2 separate regions of the Homo sapiens genome follow, and region 1 is linked to region 2. Evidence: chromatin loops called from intact Hi-C (ENCODE). Cell type or tissue: endothelial cell of umbilical vein. All regions are shown on one strand. Each heading gives the region's core, and the rest is flanking DNA. Links, peaks and the distances in the headings are about the cores only.

The links. A loop is a pair of places that touch in the nucleus more often than their neighbours do. Peaks named below come from ENCODE experiments on the same cell type or tissue, not always from the same donor. Only the 100,000 strongest peaks of a DNase experiment are listed, where the experiment ranks them.
Region 1: it touches region 2 in a loop (5-fold over the local background); 2 of 110 quality-filtered maps call a loop at or near these places.

Annotation. Positions count from the first base shown.
Region 1 is chr7:108,416,042-108,424,389 of GRCh38, forward strand. All of the region lies in intron 1 of NRCAM (neuronal cell adhesion molecule), which reads right to left. Among named protein-coding and RNA genes, the nearest start is that of NRCAM, 36 kb to the right of the region's middle. In endothelial cell of umbilical vein, for the core only: no CTCF peak of the experiment used is centred there; DNase peaks (open chromatin) are centred at 400, 3,080 and 4,570; H3K27ac peaks cover 6,324 bases.
Region 2 is chr7:108,307,113-108,315,460 of GRCh38, forward strand. NRCAM (neuronal cell adhesion molecule) reads right to left here. Exons shown (of 33, transcript NM_001037132.4): 3 at 5,553-5,619. Among named protein-coding and RNA genes, the nearest start is that of NRCAM, 150 kb to the right of the region's middle. RefSeq lists a silencer at 1,833-2,127. In endothelial cell of umbilical vein, for the core only: no CTCF peak of the experiment used is centred there; DNase peaks (open chromatin) are centred at 2,019, 4,609 and 6,189; H3K27ac peaks cover 5,754 bases.

The sequences.
Region 1 (8,348 bases), core at 136-8,135, 110 kb after region 2:
CTGCAAACATTTCAGAAACATTTCACTTGCTTCTTCCAGTCCAGAAGAGTGATTCTTCCATGACAGAACGGGCCAGCTGCTGATGTGAGCCCATCCCTCCAGATCAGCATGACTAAGATATTCATCTTCATGGAGCAAGAATAACTACAGGAGATTTGAATGCTGCATTTGCTTTAAATAAAACTGCAGATGCAATTCCAGGAGTAGGATAGAGACAGCAGAAAAACAGCACATTTCTTTTATAGTATCATAGTGTCTATTTTAATCAGCATATTACAGATGTTTTGAGACATTCTAGCAAAATTGACATGGTTGACAACGCTAGACAGAACTGCCTCACGGGGGAAAAGAGGAAAAGATTAAACCACAGGCGTGTGGCAAAGGAACCTGCTTTGTCAGAACTATGCTTTGTCATCACCGCTGAGATCAGAGAGCTGTTTCTATGGCAGCAGGCAACATGTTCTGGCCAGGAGACAATCATGTAGGGATTTTTAATTTCATTTGATGTCTAATTGCCTACTACTTCGGGAAAGAGACAAATAATTAAAAAAAAAAAGTCTTCCTTAACTAGACAGACTAATACCCCCAAGGAAAAACTTGGGTTTTTATAGTATGCTTTTCAAGATTTGAATTTCATGTCTGTATAGTTGAAGGCATGGGACCTTCTCCAACAAGGCAGAATGAAACCAGTAAAAAGGAAAGGAAACTCAGATGAAATTTCCATCACTGCAGAGCAGTTCACACATCCTGTTAATTACTATTGCCATTCATAATTAAGGGAGGTTCCTCATGGATCTTACTAACCCTTCTATCAAACAGCACCTACTCTTGCAAACCATTGGAAGAGGTTGTGCTATTTATGACAGGTCCCTCCCATTTCAGATCCATGCTGTTCATTTCCCTGAGCAATTAACGGACATTACAAACACATATTCTCCAGAGAGATTCCTAGTTTGGGAACATCACTTTTCAGATGTTGCTACTGTTGTCACTGACCATTTATTTCAATGTTTTCCATCTTCCCTTAAAGAGTAAGTGATTGAATGTCTCATGATTCTCTGCTTTTGCAACATAACACGCTTCCCTCCATTTGATCAAATAATACTGGTGCTTCTAAGGATCCTTTAAGCTAATAGCCAACAGTAGCCTATTTTAATTGCTATGGAGATGTCTTAGTTTGTTTGAAGCTGTTATAACAGAAAACCTGAGACTGGGTAACTTATAAGGACAGAAATTTATTGGCTCACAATTCTGGAGTCTGAGAAGTCCAGTATCAAGGTGCAGACATCTGGTGACGACCTTGTAGTTGCGTCATCCCATGGCAAAAGGCAGAAGGACAAGAGAGAGCAAGAGAGACACAGGGAAGGGGGCCAAACTCATCCTTTTATAATAACAACAATCCTACCTATAAGGGTGGAGCCCTCATGGCCTAATCATCTCTCAACAGTCCCACCTCTTCATACTGTTACAAAGGCAATTAAATTTCAACGCGAATTTTGGAGGGGACAAACATCCTAACCCTAGCGAAAGAAAACAAATAATTTTCTGGTAACTGAGGTAAATATTCCAGCAATTTGATTGGGAGTTCATGTCATAATGAGCTATAATTTTTTCTTTTTAATTCAGATGTCCAGAACTCAACTTCTAAATCTCTGGACACTAGGCAGATGGCTCTTTCTTTTCTTTTCTTTTCTCTGCTCTTCTCTTTCTTTCTTTTTCACTCTCTTTCTTTTTTCTTTTGCAAGTTACAGAGGTGACACTGGTGTTAATACCTGGTTAAATACCACTCACGGACAGTCACTCATTGCCCAGCTTTCCAATACTATGGCAGCCCTTAAGCTGCAATGAATTAACAATTTGTACACAAAGTGGGCAACAATTCTCAATATCACAAACCAAACTGCAACCTTTTAGCCATTTAGCACTGAAAGTTGCTATCACTAACACTGAACCAATGGGATGCACCCTGACTTCAGCAGAAGAATAAAAGCATGGAGCTCTGGAAACCCCTCTGCTCTTACATCATGCCCACAGAAGCAACACCTGTGACACGCAGACCAAGAAATGACTTCTAGGTGACCAGGAGCCGTGTGGTCACTCAATTCCTTGAGTCATGGCTACCACAGGTCTGCATTTCTGTGGTCTTCCCCACAGTTCAAGGCCAGTGCAAAAGGACTTGCTGACTTGTATTTCTGGAGATTCTCTCCAGAAATTGGTAGAGATTCTCTCACCAAACAAAAGATTTCTGTGCTTCTATGAAGCACACAATATCAAAGCATCTATTGAGAAGAAAGACAAGTCCACTCACAGAATAATATGCAGGAGGGCATCTCCAGGGACACCAATCACGGCTAGGATCTTAGGACAAATGTTTTCCTGAAGAGCATAATAATAGATGGGACAAACGATGACATTCTGACTTGAAGTGGTCAGCACCACAGCCTGCCTGTGAAAGCAGCATTGGCCTGACCACACACTGGCTGGGAAGGGAGAGGTCTTTTATCTGGTATACATATTATACACACACACACACACACACACACACACACACACACACACGCACTGAAAGTTGCTATCACTAAGTATATATATATTCACCCATGTGTGAACAATTATTGAGCACGTAAGCACTTAGAAAATACACACCATCCTCATTTTCAAGTTATAATGAAGGCCCATACTTAACATGATTGATTAAAATGGTTTGATATAATTTCAACATTTTAATACAACTGTGTGGATTTTTTTCTGGCTTATTTTATAGCATAAACATTTATTTGACCATCAGTGTATAGGCTTTTGAATATGACACAAGTAACAAGTCTAATAACATCATGCCACATAAATATTCTGGGGAAAAAAATCTGCTCAAAATTTGAAAAATCGAGTGTTTCAGGAATGACTCTTCCCTACCCATAACTTCCAAAAATATCCCCTAGTCCTTCTGATATTGAGAGGCACTAACAGGATATATGTATACTTAACTAGTTTCACACACACACACAAAAAATCACCGTATGTCCGCTCTGGTTAGGGCTTATCGTATGTATTTCCTTTCATTGCCATCTGATTCATTGCTTCATCTTTTCTTTAAGTAAAAGGAGTGCCCTCATCCCCGTAACTGTTCTTAGAAGATAACGTTAGTCATTGTATTCCTACAATATGCTTCTCATCTGGCAGTTAATTTCCCCAGAGGGTACTGCAGACGTTTTATTTTCAGATAATCTCCAATTAGCTTCCTCTCTTCGTTACCCTGACCAGCTCACTTTCATAATTTTCTCCTATACATCCTCCTCCTCTTAACATATTTCTTACTTCACAGGGAAGAATATGATTTATATTGCTTTTCATTTACCTCACTTCTTTCCTGTTTACCTGCTTGCTACAGATTTTGCATTTTAATATCCAAAATCCAACATAAAATAAAGCTGCATGTTTCATCAAATGTTGCTCTTCCCATCTGAGCTCACTTTGCATTCAGTCCTTTTCTTCATGAGTTTGGCAGTATATATAGAGTTTGAGGTATATATTATATGTACTCACAAACAGGCATGCTTAAGCCATACAAAAGTGGGAGCTCACCCAGGTGCTCTCATTTCAAAGGCACTTCTTTTCTCTCAGAAAGTTACATGTCTCCACTTTCGTGTCCACACACAAAATTCCTTTATCCAAGATAAAAACTTTTAATGTCAAAACTAGAGATATAGTTTAAAGCAGAACAGGTAAATAAATAACTTAAATTTTCACTAGTGGATGAAAGTTGGATTCTTTCTTGAGAACAGGTTTTGATGTCGGGGTGAGGGTGTCCAGTAGGCATTAAGTCTGTCCAGGTGCACCTCAGAGAAGGGAAATGAGTGTATGTAAAAAGGAGAAACTGAGGCCACTGAATACACTTCACTTGGTTTTCCATTTTATGTACAACACAGTCATCTTCTAGTTATTTGGTAGCAAACCAAGAATTTACAAATTTAAGTACTTACAAATATTTTAGTTCCATCGTGTGTGTGTGTGTGTGTGTGTGTGTGTGTGTTTATTTTTAATTTTCAAGTATTTGAATCTACAAAAGAATATCCTTTCAGAACATCTGTACCCAGTTAAGGAATCTGGGAAAGAAAACAGAAGTGGACTGAAATGTGTTGGTCTTATCTTTGTCTGGCCTCTATGAATATCTTGACTGTCATCAAAAATATCTCTTTAGTAGATATTACTATAGAGATTCTGCTTTTCAGACACACACAAATCCTTGCAGACACTTGATGTCTGATGAGTGTCTCTTTTATGCATTTTGACTTCTGAGAAGGTCTCTATCCCCAAACAGTGAGCACTACTTTGCTAAAAAAAGTCTGTGTGTTCTGAATAAATGGAAACGTCTTACCAATATATGAATTGCTGATCTTTAAAGTAAATAAATAGGCGAATAGATTCTTATCCACATTTCTTCTAGCCACAAATTTTAAGGAAATCCTGCAGTCCTTTACAAGGGGGGGAGTTTCTCAGCTAGATGGAAAGATATGACGACAATTTCCCCATTCACAAAACATTTCCTGTCTCCGTAAGTACCCACTGCCCAATTACTCATTTTACACTTATTCTGTGTGAATTTACATTGTGACTTGGCATTTTTAGGCATCCGTGGTTCCTACTGATTTCCTCTGGTCCCCATTGGTTTCCTTTCTTAGGCTTTACTGAATCTCCCAAGGGCCAAAGTAGAAACCCAATTAATGCGTGCATAACCTAGATGGCTCATGCCCTTACTTTTACATTCTTTCCATTGCATGACACTGTCTTGGAGCTCTTTAAGGAAGCATCTTTCAAAATCTTGTGTGTGAGAGAGAGAAAAGACTCACAGAAGGAAATGTAGAATGGGAAGAAACTATTCATGAGGAATATCTCTTTAATATAGTAAGAGCATGTTGGTAGAAAAATAAAGACTGCTTGATAACTAAAGGTTAATAAAAACCACAACTGTTGGAAAGCAAAGACATAACTTCATTCCCCCACATACCCCAAAATAGCATACACAGAAAAGCAACTCTACATAGCCAGTTAAGAAGGATTAATTATGCCTCTACCATGAGCTCAACATTATGGTAGGTGCTTAGCGAAAAAAAGACTATAAGTGTAGATGTATATATGTGTGTGTATAAAACGTGTAAAACAATATAAAAGAATAATATCTTATGTTAGATGGAGTGGAATAGGCTGAAAGCATTAGGAGAGAAATTAGTGTGAGCCGGATATTAGTATATTTTAGCTAATTTGCAAAAACTCATCTTTGACTAGTCATGCTAAAGTATTGCCTATAATATCACATGCCATTTATCAATGTTTACATGTCTCATGATCATATATTCAAATGTTGATAATTATTCAATAATATAGACCATTGCAAGACTAAGTCACCCCCAATGAGAAATGTAATTCAAACCTGTAAACCTACTGAAAATGGACTGAAATAAAGAATGTGAATGCATTTTGTAGAAGGAAAAGTATTATTCATGAAGTAGATATTAGAATCATTATTACTATTGTCATCTTTCTCATAAGATTACTTGAAGAAAAAAAAGTACAAAGTTAAAATACAAAATGATGTCAATTCTGTTTATTAAATAAAAGAGGCAGGTATTGTTTTCCCTGTATTCCAGATAAGGAACTGAAGCTATTCAATCTACAACTTAAGAAAAATCAATTGGGTAGCAACCACTGACAGAGTAAATCATTTTGTTCTTCAATCATCTTGTATTTCTGACCAAACTGCACAGTTTATTTTGAGAACTCTGTGGTTTTAGTTTAGGATTTTAGGAGTCTAGAGAGACTTCTGACCTGCCCTGTGGAGATTAACGACATACTTAATTCTGTTTGTCTAACAGCAGGCAAAAGATCTGACTAGCAGAATGGCAGCAACCTTTTCCACTAAAACGAAGGTATGTTTATGGCATGCCACATACAGTGGAACAGTAGTCAAAATAGTCAAAACAGGTCTATTGGAAGTGGGGATTCCAACCTCCTCCACAGCAAAATACATTTCATTGATAACACCTCCTCCAAGAGCCACTTCACGAGTTCTTAGGTCAGAGTATGCTCCTCCCTTCTGTCTCTCTTCTCTAAGCTGCAATACCAGTCACACAGCCTTCAAGCTCTATGTTCCATTCTACAATAAATGTTTCAAATAAATTCCAACATGACTTAATGTTCTAAGCTTAAAATGCCATGTTATAGTAGCTAACATTTATTTAGTGCTATATGCCAGGCAGTGCAGTAAACACTTTACATGGATTATCTTATTTCATCAACTGTTTTGGGAGGTGGGACTATTATTACCCCATTTTCACACATTAAAAAAACAATGCCAAAGAAACTAAAAATCTTGCTGAAGGTCACCCAGCTAAGTCACTTACTGAATACTCACTTACTGTATCCCTTTGGCCCAAGCTCTTTTATGTATATGAAATCTTTCAAACAAACTGAGACGCAGAGTGTGTAATATAAAATACATCACCCAACTTTGACAAGTACACTTAAAGTAAAAGATACAGGTCATCCTTTACATAAAGATACATTTTAAAGTATAATGGGGTTTCTCAATCAAAAAGAAAAGGGCAATAGGAAGCTGAGGACTGAAGTGAATCTACACCCCCATAAAGAAAGTCCTACTAAGAACAGTGCCAGGCATTGAGAAGGTGCTTAATAAAATTTCACTGAACATGTAACAATATTTTCCTTTCTAAATATATAAAAGAGGCCAGAGAAGATAATCTGAATAAAAACATGATGGTCCAATGAGGAGCAATTCAGCCACGTTCTGTAGTGAAAGAGTTACCCTTTCCCACCTGCCCTGACTCCCACCTTCCCTGGCTGCAGTAGGGTGGTCCTCTCATTTCAGCCCCCCATCTTAGCCTCCAGGAGCCAAGAGAAGGGGCCACTGCACAGGCTGAGTGCAGGGGAAAGCATCCTGCCTCCTGCCCAGGGAAACCTAGGCAGGATGTGAAATAGAGTTAAAGACAGTGGTTACCTCTGGAGAGAAGGGAGGGGGATATAGTTGAGGATGGGACTTGAGAGCTATTGGTGACTTTCTGCATCTTCAGCTTGGTAGAGAGGACGGTGATTCTCATTATGTCCCTCTTTATCTTTTTGCATATATGGAATAATGAAATATGTACATAATACAAAGATCAGAGGTAGCTGAGGGGAGAAAGGATAGTGAGTCAGGAAAGGAAGTAAATGAAAGCATAAGAAAGATGAAAAGTAAGAAGGAAGGGAAAGTGAAGGAGAAAGAGTCAGGTGGATTGGGTAGTAAGGGAAGACTGAGGCAAGAACACAGCCTTCAGCAAGGATCTCTTAACAAAAGTGGGGATGGGGGTGGAAATCACCTGATTCAGAGAGAAAAGGAAGAGGCACACATAAAATGAGAAAATCATGAGTGAATGACGAGATAAAAATAAAAGGTAACTTCAAATATGACTATGTGCTTTGAGCTTGCTTTAAAAGAGAACTTCAGCAGTGGGAACAGAAAAGGTTTGACTGATGAGGTAAGTTCCAAAATACAAAACCAAGAAGCACCTCAGTCGTTGCATAAGTCTATATTCCAGCTAACAAAGATACATGTTAATACTTTAAGCTCTGAACTTCATTTTTGGTGGCAATCATGCTAAAACATATTACACTTCATGACCTTCTTAAACAGAATCTGACCTGTTCTCTACCACTCGGTGTCATCACCAAGAACCTGGGTGATAACACTCAGAGGCTATTGCTTGCTGTGGCAGGGCTAGGGCCCCCACCTCCCAGGCTAGAAACACCTAGCTACAGGGAAGCCACATAATTGACATATGCTGACGTCAGAGTGTTGAAATCCTTTTTCTGGAAGTTGATCTTAAAGTTTGGCCCCAATGAACATAGGGACAAATCCCACATCTAAATCTGTTAATACCACTGTCATCCCCTCTTCTCCATGTGCTTCTCCCTCTCTTCCAAAAGGAAAGCACATATTCCAAATGTGCCCCAGGGCAGTTGTTCTGATGATCAATCACACTCACCTCTTTGAGCCCACCGACCTTGGATTATGCACTCACATGAAAGAAAAGAAACCATATCCCTTCACAGCCAGAAATCTTCAGGCCCCAATGTAGCCCAGTGCTGACTGACCAGTTAGAGCTTATCAGGTTTCCTACCAGGAGTGGGGCATCGAAGAGAGCTGGTGAGAAGGGAGTGAGCTAGAAACTGCCCCCTCAGTCCCATGTAGTCTTCCTGGTGAAATAACTGAGAAGGTAGCCATTCTGTTCAGTAAGAAAGATGAGGTGCTGGAAAAACTGCCTGTGCGGTGGCTTCCTGGAAGCTCTGGAGAAGGG
Region 2 (8,348 bases), core at 185-8,184:
TCTGCTAGATCTGTATTTTATTCATAAAGGCAATGGTGTGAAATATACACACAAAAGACCCATGTGTAAAAGGGCTCATGTGAGCGAAGCAGCAGCCGGGGAGAAGGCATATCCAACACACCTCAGGTGCAGTGGCGGCTTAAGGAGGCATCCCAGGAACACATTAATCAACACATTCAAGGAATGCATTAATCAACACTGCTATAACGGCTGGCATGCCCATTGTTTCACTGTAGCATGCTAAAGAGCACAGAGCAGCAATGTGAATGTGAATTTCCACCATGCTACAAGAAACAAAACCCTTTTCAGGACTGGCTCCATGCACCATATCCTACTCGACTCTTTCAATAGAAATCATTCTCTCCTGTATTCGTGGTAGTTTATGAACTTGCTTTCTGCAACAGTCAACCAGAAACAAAGAATCTTTACAGACCAGCTAAGTTTGACAATAGCTGTAGAAATGCCTTCTGCAGATATGAAAACTTGAATCCATCCAAGAGATTTTTTTCTTTGCCTTACAAAATGAATGCTGTCATGAAAGGCAAAATAAAAGAAAACAAAGCAAAGCAAAAAAAAAAAAACCCAAGCATCTATTTGTGTATGCAGTCAGTTGTGACAGCAACATACTGCATTACCAGCAGGGGCCTGGTCCTGGCCTCCTGCTCCACACTGGGTTTCATTTTCCTCCTGGGTAGTTCCCTAGATAACCCTCCTGTCAGGATTCGACTCCCTCCAAAAGCAGCCAGGGATGAAATGGCCAGATGCTGGAAGGAAGAGACATGATAAAATACCCGCAGAACCTAGGCACACATGTCTACCTTTGTATAGAGTACCATGTGGACCTGAACACCTGAGGCCTTCCAGTATTCCTGCTGTGTCTCACTTCCAATTGTCCATACTTGGAGTATCTCACCCATTAGGTTATGTTGCACAATTAAAGTTCAATAAATGATGATTCTGGTGATAAGAATGCTGAATACAAAGATCCTAACTCAATGAATAAGGGATGCCATTTATAACTTTCATTTGGAATAAGCTTCCTCTCAGGGTGAGAATTATTTTAATAGAGGTTGTACTTGCTGGGAACAAGAGCCACAGGGCAGTGCCCCTGCCTTTTGGTGGCACTGTTCTGGTCATTTTGGTGAACCTCAAAATTAAAGTCTATGGGTCACGAATCTAGACTTATTTCATCACGAGTTCTGATTCTAATAATCCCAGAAAACAGTTAAGAACTACAAGCCAAAAGTACAGCAAGGAAAAGAAATCAAATCCAGTAAGTATATGCAAGAAGCTATTTGCAAAGGTCACGCATTAGCCCTTTGGTGTATAAATGCTAAGTGCTCTACATTTCATGTACTGGAGTGACTCAGGCAGTTTTTTATTTCCAGTTTCAAACCAGATATTTCTCCCCACTAGGCTACAATGGGAGGAGAGGGGGGAACACATAAAAGTTGCAGGATTCCTTCTACTGACTACTAGCACCAATTATTGCTGCCACAAAAACATAATGCCACTGTTTTCATCATTGTCTCACTATGGCATTATCCTTACCCAGCTATCTCCCAAGAGAAAATGCTGATGTCTTTCTTCAAACACATTTCAACTGCTCTTTCTGAGCCTTCAGAAACAGCTATCAAACTGAGCAGCCCAGAGTGGTGGGAGTGGTGAGAAGGGGGATAAGGTGAGATGTCCAGAGAAAAATGGCTGTGTCCCATAAGAATAATGAGGACAGGATGCAAGAGGCAGAAATGAGATGCCTAATCAATAAAGGCATCTCAATCACGGATGTGAATAAAACTCAGAGATAAATATCAGGAAATGTATAATTTAGCCTCCCTACAGAAATGTTGCACATTGAATTTAATATGCTTCCATCTGACCCCAGGACAGAGAGCACTGCTCAGACTTCATGTGGAAATGGAAAGCTGAGCAGTCGCCTGGGTTGAAAGAACAGAATGTTCTTCACTGCATTGTCATTCAGCTTCCAGGAATGCTGCATTTCAGTGGTAAGTAGTCATTCTGTGAAAAAGTTCATCACGATCACAATAGAGGGACTGTCCAAGTATGCTAATGTTTCAAGAGATGTCACTTAGTTGAAATCTGTGCCTTGCCTTCATGCTATGTCACAATGAAGAGGGAGGAAGTTAATTTGTATAAGAAAAGATTGTTCTAGTTTTCCAGATGACTACATATTGAATCAAACTTTACTGGTATAAAACAATAAAGAGGTAAATATTTTTTACTTGGAGTTAGATCCCTGTCTTGGTTTTTATAAGTTCTAGGCATCCCAGAGTAACTGCTTTATTCATGAGCTTTTAATCTTCAGCTTCATGGGGCAAGTATTCTTTCTGTGGGTGCTGGGTCTTCTTGATTTGACTGGTATCAACTAAACTCAGCCTTAAAATGATCCTGTAGGACAAAATTTTGATAGCTGTCTTTACTGTTAAATTGTATTAAAAATTGGCCAGGCATGGTGGCTCATGCCTGTAATTCCAGTACTTTGTGAGGCCAAGGCAGGCAGATCACTTGAGGCCAGGAGCTCAAGACCAGCCTGGCCAACATGGTGAAACCCTGTCTCTATTAAAAATGCAAAAAGTAGCCAGGCATGTTGGTATGCATCTGTAATTGTAGCTACTCAGGAGGCTGAGGGATGAGAATCACTTGAACCCGGGAGGTGGAGTTTGCAGTGAGCAGAGATCGCGCCATTGCACTGCAACCTGGGTGACAAGTGAGACTCCATCTCAAGAAAGAAATAAATTAAATAAATAAATAGCATTAAAATTGTATAACTATTAGGATTTTGTAATAAAATACAGGTTCACTTTTACAAATCAACTTAATTATAAGATAAAAGTCTTTTTACTCTTACCAGTTTTACTATTATCTATTCAGGATGTAACTACCCTTCTCCTAAGATGTACATATAACTTTAACAACTCGGTATTGTAAAGTCCAAGGGAAAGAACAAATTTCAAGTCATCCACAAAAACAGTCAGTAAATGACTCCAGCACCTTGTCAGGTTATTCTTCATACACAGCTTGCTGCCAAATGGGAACATGCTTTAAGGTGCAGCCTGGGCATTCTTCTTCCTCAGACTCCTTATGGTTACTACTAGGACCAAACTTACACGAATGTGGCCAGCAGAAAACTCATTTTACGAAGTGATTTCAGAGGTATCCTCTCTCCTCACTCTGGTTGATTATCAAAATGCCACCACTAGCAGCCTTGCATTTTAGCTCAAGGTTTTCAATGCAGGTAGAAGACAGATTTCCCAGGGAGAGAATGTACACATTAGGGTTAATGGCAAACGTGAGCAGTTTTTATGTGTGACACTGGATAAGGGCAGACAGAGGGCACTTCCCAAACAGAAGGATGTGGGATGGGCCTGAGAGTTTGCAAACCACAGTCCACAATTCTGGCTGCATGCATTTTTCTGAACATCACAGCATGCCAGTGAATGTGGGAAAAACTACTGAAAACTCTAAGTAGCTACGAAAAAAACTTATTTATTCTAATGTCAGAGGCCAAATACTTGAATAGCCTAGGGACATTCTGAGTATAAGTGTGCTTTAGAATTTTGGGAAGTTTCAGTCAGTCTTTGTGAGGCCAGGGAAACAAATTGGGAAGACTCAGTATTTAGTTTTGACAAGATTCAACCATTCACGAAACCAAAAAATGAGACATTTTAGTGGCTCTCATAGGACCTGACAACTAAAAGCTCTCTTGAGCCAATTAACAAAAGGCTAGCCAGAAAGACCAACAAGAAGTGTGTATTGAGAAAAGAAGAATCGAGCCTTTTCACTTGTTGCTCTAGAAGACAGAGATTTTCAATCGAGTACCCTTCACACGATGGAAGAAAGAAAAAATAATGCATCCAGCCAGAAAAACTCCCTTAGAACTACCTGAGAGTGGGCTAGGAAGTGGGAGAGCACCTGCTGTTGAGCCAAGCGTTTCCACCTTAAAAGGGCACCATGTACTTCCTCACAGTGGCCGCTGTTTTCCCTGCTCACCAGAAAACACCATTTTTACAAATAAACTCCCGCCCTCAGTGTCTTACTACCTTATAGATATCAGACAATATATTATCTACGAAAGAATTTTCCATACCTTACTGCTGATACTAGTATTGTACTGGTAAGCCACCATACTTAATACCATTACTAGTAACTCCTAGTTTCTAACAACTGTAATTTGGTATATGTCCCTGTCAGAATGGATGGTACTTACTATCACATTGCTTTACCTTGCAGGTGTTCTTTATGAAACAAGGACACTTGTAGAGGAGAGGGGTACATAAAAACTATATAAAATAGGTCATTTTGCTTCAACAAAGGGAGCTTTCTCTTAAAAGAGCCATTTGTACAAAATTAAGGCTATTTTGGTGTTGGTCATAATTACCTAACATCAATTTTGCTAGTCTCTGCTAATTTTCACTTTTCAGGGACTGTTCAAGCAGAACAAAATTTGTGCTATTTGATTTACAAAGCAACATTCTTAGTTTCCAGTCTACTAATTTGGGGATTTCTGATGGTATTTTGAAACACTGTAAGAACTAGTCATATGAAGTCAGTTTCAATACAACACAATGGAAGCAAATTCAGCTGAGGCATGAATCATTTCCTTTCAATTACAAAAGGACATCTCAATGGATCAGCCTAAGAATTCTCAGTAACAAGAGACAACATGCTCAAAGGATTTTACTATCTCAAAATCTTGTATACAATCTTCTTTCCTTAACTAAAATCCATGAGTTTATTTGTTAAATGAAATCAACAAGGTAAAGAACTGAATGTCTGAACAATCGTGCTCTCATAATTCCTTAAAAAAGCTATTATTGGTTGAGATACAGTTCTCTGAACTGTGTTCCAGATCTCCAAGTAAGATTATTTTTTCATCAAGTTCAGTACTATAATAGATGGCCTTTCAGAAGGCATCATAGGCCTAACAGGGTCCATTCTAGAGCTGATAATGCTGAATGGCATAAATAAGAATGGGGCGGACAGCGGGGTAGGAAATAAGAAATGGGGAAGGAATTTACAAAGCAGAAATCACATTTCAAAGTAACATTTAAACTTTCAAAGGAGATATTTTTATTCTTTGGACTCCATTGTGAGACAAGAAAAATCACTAATGGATGGTATACCCTCAGGAGACTTTTGATATATTATTGAATCAAAAAGAAAATTATTTTCTTGTAAATGATTCCCTATAATTTTTAATCTTTAGTCCCTTTATAAACATTTTTACTAGCAGTGCTTTGCCTCTGCTCTCTATTTTCTGGGCTTTATGATTCATGATTTACTTAAACAAAAATCTTATTACTATGAAAGGACATGAGGGCTGGTTTACTTCCCTATGTATTTGATCTATCTTCTTTGACATTGGTATGATTAATGTTTTTGCATCTATGTTTCTACTCTCTGTCTTTTATCATACTCTCTGGATTGAAAAGTATTAAATATGGCAATAATATTACATAATCACATTATTTAATATTATAATTCTCATCTTTAACTACGAATTCAAATGTTTTGAGAAGACAAACTCTTACCTTTGAAGAAGCTCTTAAGTTGTTCTTCCTTTTAATTCTTTAAACCAAACGTCTTCTTAGCATTGCTCTGTGGGTTAAAAAATGGGAGAAACGTTAACACGACATTGATTGTCATCAATCACAGCAGAGTGTCAATATATTAACTCCAACTGGCTCTCTTATGGGAAACACAATTAAAGAGAGAGCCCTGCAAGGAAGACAAATCATGACTAGATTTGCCAAAACATATCTCTGCTGGCTTCAATCAAAAGTGACAGCAGAGAAGTGACCAGAACTCTGGTGGACATCCCATTAAAGGATTCCAGCCTAGAGAATCACGTCTGATTCCTCTTTTCAGTTTAGAGGAATAAAGGTGTTTTTGTAATGTATCTATACAGTGTGGATAAAATACTTTGCTATGGGCTTATTATTATTATTATTTAAATTTTTTTATTTGGTAGCATAGAAATTTTTTAGGTTATGTTTGAAAGGCCCCAGGTTTTCAACAAGGGTCATAAAAAGAAGCTGGGAACAACCAAGATTTGAGGAGTGAGTTCCACCTGGGCTGTGACAAAGGCAGAGCAGTGGACAGCTCCCAAGTTCTGCAGTCTCCAACTCTCCTCTCGTCAGCCTCAATGTTTCCTTTGCAAATAGTCCAGCTGAGAATTAGCCAGAGAAAGAGAGGAAGGATGGCGAGTAGAACAATCACAGCTGAGCACATTAAGTTTCATTTTTTAAACAACCAATTCAGTGACACCCAAGGTTTCTAAGGGAGGATTTGTGTCTTTTTGAACTTTGGATTTCTGGAAACAGAAGTCGTACTATCAACCTCTGAAAAACCCTTCAGAGAAGAGAAACAAGTGTCAATTCAGGAACTCTGGACTGCACTCAAATATTAGGACAACTATGAAACACAAAATTATTCCGTTAATAAAAGATGCTTAATAATCTCAGCTGGTTTTGCTTATGTATGTGTTATAAAATATTCCCTGCATTAAGTTGCAAAAAATGTTAATTACATATAAAACCACCCTTAATAGATTTTCATTGCATGTGAAGCAATGATATTTTATCAGGACAAAATATTAATATTGTGGAGGTTTGTGATTTTTCCTTAGAATTGGAACCAATTTTATAGTAATATTGTTTTCACTTTTTAAAAAAAACCCTAGAGTTGTGTAGGAGAGCATCTATAAGAATTTTAAGATATATCTACAATAACAACTCAATTCAGCAAACTTATATTGAGCACTTAATACATATCCGCCAATTCACTGGATAAATCTAAACAAGAAAAAAATAAAATATAAATACTTCATGCTTCCTACCATGAGGGATCTCAGTCCACATGCTGATGGATTCCTAAGTTTTAATAGTTCTCAGCATAATCCAGTTCAGGGCAAAACGCTCTAAAAAGCACAGATATGTAATTTTGCATAACATGGTTCCATGGCATCACGTGGAAAAAACTATTTCATCCTTGCTTATATATATTATTGATAGGGCACTGCTACATTTTTAACCACCTTGTGGTGATGTAAACCCTGAAGGGTTTGCAAAGACCACCAAAAGACTGTATTAATTGTATTACCATGTCAGCAATTATGCCCAACATTTCTAGGAAATGACTTTTTGTTACATTCATTACTCTTGTTTTGACAAATGTGTCAATGGCCTTTCATTACCCCAAAACACATTTAGGTCAAGAGAATAGGGTAATACATCATTGCTAAGGACTATTTTTCCAATAACCAAGTAACAATTTAATTTTTTAACCAAAATGCAATCAACTTACCCTATTAAATAAAATCAGTCCTAAGTCAAAAGGTCAAGATAAGATTTGATGTATTTTTAAAGTAGCCTTCAGAAAAGACAGATAACATCCACGCGAAAAATGTAAGAAACCCAAAGCCCACAGTACACATAACAAATCAATTACAATAATAGTAATTCAATAGCATATAACACTAAAAATTCAAATAATTCTGAAAAGTGAATACTTGCCTTAGCCACTTATGGAAAAATAAAATAATAAACTTCCTGTTTCAGAGTAAATTGCTATGGATTGGGACACATTTTTTTGCTGGACTTTTTTGGCAGAGAAAGAGTTGTTTGGTTTTAAAATGAGAATTCATAACATTCAATGCAACTGAAAATCTGCTATTACAAGCAGTATTAGGTAAAAAGTATCAGCAGGCAAAAACTTGCAAAATCTCATTTGGCTTATACTTTTTAGTTCAACTCTAAAGATATTAGAGATGTTTACTCTTTGATTCTTGTGAGGCTGATTTCTAAAAACTGGCCTCCTTAACAATACAGTAAAGGTTAGATTACATTAAGATATCAAGCCTTTGATTGCCCCCACCCCCCCAACAACCCAGTCAATTCTGTCTACACTCTTCAAAATAAATACAGATGAGAAATAGTTTTCAGAACATCAATTATGAAAACTTTATACGCAAGAATATATTTATATATCTGCACAAGTATGTATTTGTGCAACATGCAAAACTGTTCTGCCTTTTATCACTATAAAATGACAGTAAATTATAAATTTATATTTAATCTTTGGTCTTAACAGAAATTTGACTAGTAGTAAAATCATACTAAGCCCAAACTCTTTTTTTTTCTTAATTTCCTGCCTTTGACATGATCCTTGGACTGAATTTGGGTTCCATTCATACTTAACTGGAGAAAAAAGGATAAAAAAACCACCTTGTTAAAACTGGCATTTATCTTTGGTTTCTCTAGGGTATGCCTGTCATCCAGCCGCTAATTCAGCTTGACAAGGCCAGAAGCCAAAATCATCTTGAAACC